Linked DNA regions of Homo sapiens: region 1 is linked to region 2. The links are chromatin contacts, found by Hi-C or POLR2A ChIA-PET in ENCODE. All regions are on one chromosome and are shown on one strand. Each heading gives the region's core, a stretch centred on a gene start or an enhancer-like site at or near the end of the contact. The rest is flanking DNA. Distances are from core to core; before and after follow the strand shown.

Region 1 (3,732 bases), core at 881-3,380, 67 kb after region 2:
ACAGCGGCACGGAGCCCAGGAGGCTCACTTGTACCTTGACTGTCTCAGTGAGGAAGCTGAATTTTACTCACCACTTAGAAGGATTAAATGCAGACCATAGCATACTTCTGACATTTCATTGGCTTATCAGGAAATTCCATGAGAGTGGGGAGGAGGGTGGAAGCAGAAGAGGTACATACATTGAATGGTATATCCTACTTAGAAATTATAAACTCTAAGAAAATATTAATAGAAGGAGGAAAATATTTATTTTTCAGCACAGAGACTATTCTCTGTTTATACATTAGGTACCAGATCATAAAGAATCACAGAGAGAGAGAGATTATTCATCCCAACTGGTGTGCATTTTAATGGTGAAGAAATAGTTACCTGACTTACCCAAAGTCATAACTAGTTGGGACTGGACCTGTTGTAAAATCCAGGGCTTCTGACCTTTCTAATCCAGTACAGTATTCATTCAGCACCTCATCTTCCCTGTCATGGTCTACAATAGCCCTGCAAACAGTCTTCTAAAACTCATCAGAGTTGGCTGCTCATGTGATCCGGTCCAGGTCGGTTCTCTAATCTGCCTACAGGTCAGTTCTTTGAAATCATTTCCATGCCTCCTCATGCACCCCCAAACTCAGCTGGTCATTTTGCAAATGCAGGTTGTCAGCTGTGAGTGAGCACTGGTAACAGAAAGAAAATCCATCACCACGAGTGCTGATGGAAAAACAACTGGGAACGTACTGCCTAGTAGAATGTTGTTTGTGGCCCGATCTTTGTATAAGAAGGAAAACATCATAAATTAAAAGAAAAGCTACCAGCCAACAACTGTATTTTTACCAGCCTCCTCTTCTTCCAGAAAACTCATTGCGAGGAAAATAAATAGCATTCTTTCCCAGCAGCACAACCGAAAGTCTTGTTAGTTATAGGCGAGTGGCTATTTGAAAGCCTGGCTACAATTTTCCTGTTTTACTAACACTTGTAATTAAATCCATCAACTCCCTCTAAGATTCTGTGTAAATACCAGATGCTCCCTACATTTTTTTCTCTCCTGGAGAATATGAAAAGTTGTACATTAGCAGTAGAGGAACTTCAAAGGAGGCACAGACCTGAGTGAAAGTGAAGTTCTGAAGATCCACACTCGCTTCCCTGTGAATTTCTTAGAGTGTTCCAGGGAGGGCAGCCCACCACACTTGGCCAGCACAGGCCCATCCCATCTCTCACCCGAGTGGCGGATGTTAAGTTGACATCCGTGCCCCAGTTCAGGAGCAGATGGCTCTGCGTGGGGCATGGTGGTTTGGGAGAATCCACCCGGGCCTGGCGGGAATCCTGTTGTTGAGGGAGGAGTAGGGCCCTGCCTCCCGCTCCCCGAGGGTTTGCAGCCCGCTTTTCATGTGCTATTGATGCTGCCCCCACCCGCTGTCACTTGGAGTCATTCAGTCAATCACATGGAGAATCAGAGGAGAGGCTTGGGATGGCTCTGGATAAATCCTCCCTCGCTACTGGGGGTGAGAAAATCCTCTTCAGAGCACATGCACTCCTCAGAGGGCATCAGTGTACATATATATATATATATTTTTTTTTTCTTCTGTATGCAAAGAAGAGTAACTTGTTCCCCCAAGGTGAAGGATTTCAGCGGTAGGCAAAGCAACACCACTACCACCCCAACCCGCCCACTTTGCTTTTCCAGAATTAAACGTAGTTGCCTAGAGCTGTCATGACCTACAGAGAAAGCTGAGGAAGTGTTAAGTGAATCATGAAAGCAAATCAACAGACCTGCTGGTATTTAAATTTTAGTGTATTCCAGTGTGGATTTCTTGGTATTTGTAATGCAAAAACTGGGAACGGGGGCTCCACCTCCTCTCCCAGCAGATCCAACCCTATGTTCCAACTTAGTCCCAGCATATTCGACCCCATGTTTTGTGTGAATTTACTTTAAAGTCTTTCACACTCCCGAGGCCGTCAGCAAAGCACTCATATCTTATGGGCAACCCCCAGCCCTCTTCGCTTATAAACTAACTGTCCGTGGCTTTGGGGTTGTTCCCTACCAGTTTTATTGGGCAGGTTGTTAGCTAAGGGATTCATTCTAGAACCAGAGGTTTGAGGCAGACCTCTAAGATCCTCTTGACTCTGAGTGTGTGGAGGAGAGTGAGGGAAAGGACAGAACCCATGGCCCGCGCCACCTCAGCTTCTTTCAGTTTCTATTTGAAACTGAAATCACAGAAGAGCTGTCAGATGGCAGCTGTGCATTTGGTGGAAATGAGAATTCCAGATTTTATGCTAATTCAGTTTCAGGTTCCTTTGAACCTGCAGTTTATGGGGCCGTGCTGAAAACTGCAATCTGTTTTGGATAAAAGAAGGGATTACTAAAGACTTTTTAGTTGTACAAACATTCCCAGCCTCCAAAAGGAAAGGGGGGAGACCAGATTTATTCTTTCATTAAAATTGTCATGTTAAGTTTTCTTCTGCTTTATCAAATAGAAAACTTTTCCTTATTTTGGCAATGATTTTTCTTATTTCAAGTTTTTTTGTTGTTGCCGTGATTTATTTTCATTTCAGTAGCACTCTTTCTCGAACTTCAAAGTCCTTGTCACTTCCTCCCAGAGGCAGGAACACAAAGGTGGTGCCCATGGATGTATCTCATCCTGGCATGTGCTCACCTTCTTCCATTCTCGCAGTGTTGATTGAGGCTGACCCAGATGGTTGTTTCACTTACCTATTATTGCTTTGTAACAAACCACGAATTTGGAGCCTGGAAATACAATGCTGCCATTAGGGCAGGGCTCTGCAGAGAAGCTTCCTCTCTGTTCCACATGGCATCTGCTAAGGCAAGTTCAGCTGGAGCTGGCGGAGCCACACCCAAGATGGCTTCTTCACGTGGCTGGCAAGTTGTCAGGGGCTGTTGGCTGGGAACTCAGCTAGCCCTGTGGTCCCAAGGCCTCAGCTTACTTCCATGTGGTACTGCTTGGGCATCCTTACTATATGGTAACTGTGTTACAAGCTTAAATAACCAGAAGCTGCTGGGCCCAAACTCTGAATCTCCAGCATATCACTTCCTCCTCATTCTATTCATCAAAACAGTCACACGTCAGTCACAAGGACATAAGTTTCACCTTCTAATGGGAGGCATGACATGCACATACAGAATTATTTGGGAGCCATATTTGGAGATGAGCAACCACAATGGTTAATGATATATTTTTTAGAATTTTGATTTTCAGGAGAATGTACCCACGCTCTGTTGTTAGCCATATGGGTTTCTATATTCTGTGAAATCCCAAACTGTTGGCAATTCGTGGAAAGGACTTTGCAGTTTAGTTTTATGTTTGAGATAATGTCTTCATTCTCTTCTGTTTTAGTTGGCAGAGATCTGGTCATTTATTTATTTACTCATTGATCTGACCACTGCGTATCAACCCATCTCTTACATGTGATGCATGAGAATACTGTACTAGATGTTAAGGGCAATGGTGGTGTGTAAGAGTACATCACAGTCCTGGTCCTTGAGTGATTGAATCTACAGACTGCTCTCCAAAGCAGTATCTTGTTCCCAGTGAGGATACGTGTGCCCCTAAAGGAATGGCAGTGTCCAGAGGTGAGCCGAGAAACAACTACATGTTATATATTGTCTTAGATCTATGTTTCCATTAGGAAGCATTCAAGAAAAGCTGTAGTTTGGAGCAGAAGAAGAAATTTCTGGTGTAATTCATTTGCAATACAGATCTGTAAATGGAAATTACATAGGAC
Region 2 (3,549 bases), core at 92-2,591:
GAAATCAAGGCTGTAGAGACATTTCCACTGAGAATATAGAATGCTGTTTTGCAAGTAATATTAGATTTTCGGAGTGTCATAGTAGATTCTGATGACAGCTTGCCTACATATTATGAAAGGAGATGAGGAGGGTATTGTGTTAGGTGTGTTTTGTTAGGGATTGACCCTGGTGAGAACTCATTAAGTCTCCCTCCTCCCAGGCTGGGGACTTCAGAGGCAGGCCACAGGAGAGCAGAGGGGAGGGTTGCCGAGAGTGGATGGCCTCAGTAAGTCCCACTGTGACAGTGTTGACCCCAGGGATGGACAGAAGAAGGAGAGCAGGGAGGAGGCTTTTTGCTGAGCCCAGATGATATAGATGCCTGGATGTCACTCAGAGAGAGGGGTTGGTGAGAGGAGGCCCCTAAATAGGAGGGGAATGGAACAAAGCAAGATCCATAGATGCGAGAAGAGAAATTAATCAGAACATGATCCCTGGCTCCTTGGAGTCTTCCAGACAGGGCGACATGACTAGTTAATCACTCTTGTGGTCAAATTGGGCTTCAGTGTGCACCTGCCTACCTTTTCATCAACATGCATTCACATCCACTTACGCACTGATTTTTAGTTTAGTGTCCCAGTAGTACCTAAAAGTGACAAAAATCCCAAGCTCCAAATGAATTACAGCATGCCCCAAATGAAGGCTAGGGTAGTTAGTGGGTGGCGGCTAAACAGGGAGCCAGGGCTGTGAAGCCAGGGAGGGAGCCATCTTTGTTTCTTGGAAGAAACCAGTTTGAAGTCAGAGATGAGACTGGCTGGCTAATCCTGCACATCCTCACTGGCCAGTTGATGTCTTACTGCCCAAATCCCACCAAACTTTCATACAAGCTAGTCTACAGCTCTCCTCAGAAATTCCTCTGGGAAAGGAAAAAAATAAGAAATTATCAATTTAATTTCTCAGTCTAATGAACTGGTCTTATACATAAAAATTTAAATTACTTTTTTTTTTATGAAAGTGGGGACCAACATCATTTATGCAACCACCACTGTCTCCATGACAACGCCTTGGATGTGGCAGCTCATGTGACTTCACAGTCACAGGCCCTTGAAATGAAGCAAAGGAAAGTTTTAGTTTCTCTTCTGTAATTTATTGGACTCTAGGGATGCTCACGATGGTGCTAAGTGGAGGTGTGGGGGTTTCTTTTTGCTGTGGACAGTAAATAGTGAGAAAGTGGTGAAATTATTCCTTCCTGCGGCAGGGATTGGAACTTGCTGCAGAGAGTGCTTCCTTGTCAGCCTCAGAGCCAGTTGACAGCTTCAGAGGCGTGGCTTTTGTCCTCCTCTCTGCTGCACCCCCACCCCCACGCTGGCCTTCTTAGCCTGGGTCTGGCGCATCAGGGCCTATTAGTACTGATGCTGGGCTGTGATGTTCCTCTCCTCGGGGAGCACGGCAGCAGAACTGAACAAAGTCACTGGTAATCTGTGCTTACAGCCTCCCCCCTGGGGAGAAAGCCTAGCCAGCTGGCACTCTCACGCTGAGCACATTCACTTCCCCTGGCTGGTCGGCAGCCTGGCAGGGGCCCAGAGGCTGGCCGGCTGCAGGGCTAACCTGCACCAGCACCCCAGGCAGCCCAGCTCAGGATCACACACGCATTGTTCTCTGCCTTCCAGACTGGACACTGGCTGAACTCACAGCTTGGACGGTGTGGCTCATCTGCTTAGGCCTTCCCAGGGTAGCTCTCTAGAAATAAAAATTACGAACGCTGGATGAAGAACAATTGGCTGGCTACATTGAGGTTAATACAGGACCATTTCCCCTGTCGTCTTTTTCCTTTCCCAGGCTCTAGGTCGGTGACATCAGGAAGATTTATCATGAGTTCCGTCTTCTGTAGTTGGAAAGGAGATGGCACATCTGCCTTGGGTGATGGGGTGGAAGAGTGGGTGGCAGGGATGAGGGTGGAGCAGGAAACACCAGTAGTCCTGGATGTGTGTGTACTTGTTAGAAATACCTGCAGGGAAAAAAGAAGCGGCTGGTCTTTGGATCCTTGCTCAGGTGGACCTTCCAGCACACCCATTGCCAGATACAACTTCTGTCGAACTAAGACTTCCCTCCCATGTACCAGAATCTTGCATAAAGGGAGCAGAGGCTTGAGAGGCCCCTCTGGGGAAGCAATGTCTTTAGTCACTGCTCTGCTCACAAGGTGCAGGAAAAGTCTAGATTTTTCTCAGTTGACTTTCAGGCTTAGAAAAAAAAAACCTCTAGAAGATTTATGGCTTGTTGTTGTTGTTGTTGTTGTTGTTGTTGTTGTTGTTGGAAAAGCATTTATTCTCTTTAGGAGCCATCACACACCAACATGTATGTGGCCCTTAGTTGGCGTAGGTAGAGGTCAACTGTGCTGCTTTCACCAGGTATACAGGTGTCCTAATAAGAGTTTGGGGACAGTGCAAAACGGCAGTGTGTTCTGTTCAAATTTTTTTTTTGTCTTGCTCTGTTGCCCAGGATAGAGTGCTATGGTGCGATCTTGGCTCACTGCAACCTTCACCTCCCAGAATCAAGCGATTCTCCACCTCAGCCTCCCGAGTAGCTGAGATTACAGGTGCTGGCCACCTTGCCGAGCTCATTTTTATATTTTTCAGAGAGGTAGGGTTTTGCCATGTTGCCCAGGCTGGTCTCGAACTCCAGACCTCAAGTGATCTGCCCACCCTGGCCTCCCAAATTGCTGGGATTACAGGCGTGAGCCACCACATGCAGCCCAGAAACTTTTCTTTTAGCAGAGATAAAGGAGGGATTTCTCCAAAAAGACAACAAAAAAGGTGCAAATGAATTAGCTTCTGTACATCTTCTTCAGATTTTCCCTATTCTGTTAGTGAGTTCACTGAGAAGTGGAGGGAACAAGAGGAAGAATCATTGCTAACATGAAGCCAGTGCTAGGCCTTATGCTAAAACTCTTACACAGGGGTCTTATCTCCTTCTGACAGTGCAGTTGGGAAGCATGCTCACCAGCCCCATGTGGCAGGTGAAGCCCCTGGCTCAGAGCCTCTCAGCAGCTAATAGCTACCACGTGGAGGCTCCAGGATCTAAGCCCAAGTGCCAGCCTAAAGACCCCACGCTCTTCTCCCTGGCTGAGTGCTGAGGTACCATTCGGCTTTAACAGCTGACGGGGCTGATGCAGCTGCCCGGTGACACCATGTGCCCTGCTGTGTACTGCAGTTGCCATTTTGCATTTATAGTGGGATTATCTGATGCTCCAAGCTCCACAAGGGCAAGGTCTTAGTTTTTACATACTGTTGAGTCCCCAGTGCCTGACACTGTGCTCTGCACACCATATGTGGTCAATACATACTTGGCAAATGAAAAAGGGAATGAACGAGTGGTCAGGGTTAAAAATCAACGTATCTTTAAAGTAAGCCAATGTGCTTCCCAAACCCAAAGAAATTCTTCTCAAAATAGAGTGTCGAATAGTTTTTTTTTTTTTTTTTTGATTGGAGAAACTTGAGCATGTTTTTAGGCCAAGCAGTAGGAATTATTAGAGAGGGAATGATGGCACTATTGATGGAACACGGTCCCAGAGG

The links. Hi-C counts contacts between places; a loop is a spot of excess contacts on that map. ChIA-PET counts read pairs that join two places held with the same protein, here RNA polymerase II (POLR2A). Pooled maps may share reads with other maps.
Region 1: a loop to region 2 is called in a map of GM20431, with 4 times the contacts of the local background. The contact joins two enhancer-like sites. A Hi-C loop is called at or near these places in 9 of 168 maps with a recorded cell type or tissue (GM20431, Right ventricle myocardium inferior, esophagus squamous epithelium and 6 more) and 12 of 50 pooled maps. POLR2A ChIA-PET finds 5 or more read pairs at or near these places in 6 of 52 experiments (BJ, CD8-positive, alpha-beta memory T cell, H1 and 3 more).

The regions. Positions count from the first base shown.
Region 1 is chr7:70,679,966-70,683,697 of GRCh38, forward strand. All of the region lies in intron 5 of AUTS2 (activator of transcription and developmental regulator AUTS2), which reads left to right. Among named protein-coding and RNA genes, the nearest start is that of GALNT17, 450 kb to the right of the region's middle. RefSeq lists enhancers at 752-1,677, 1,678-2,603. Within about 2 kb of position 2,131, at least 5 of the 41 ENCODE cell types and tissues checked have a DNase peak (open chromatin) inside an H3K27ac peak, as active enhancers do; they include right lobe of liver, where a contact is called at or near this core.
Region 2 is chr7:70,613,315-70,616,863 of GRCh38, forward strand. All of the region lies in intron 5 of AUTS2 (activator of transcription and developmental regulator AUTS2), which reads left to right. Among named protein-coding and RNA genes, the nearest start is that of GALNT17, 520 kb to the right of the region's middle. RefSeq lists an enhancer at 1,004-1,536. Within about 2 kb of position 1,342, at least 11 of the 41 ENCODE cell types and tissues checked have a DNase peak (open chromatin) inside an H3K27ac peak, as active enhancers do; they include right lobe of liver, where a contact is called at or near this core.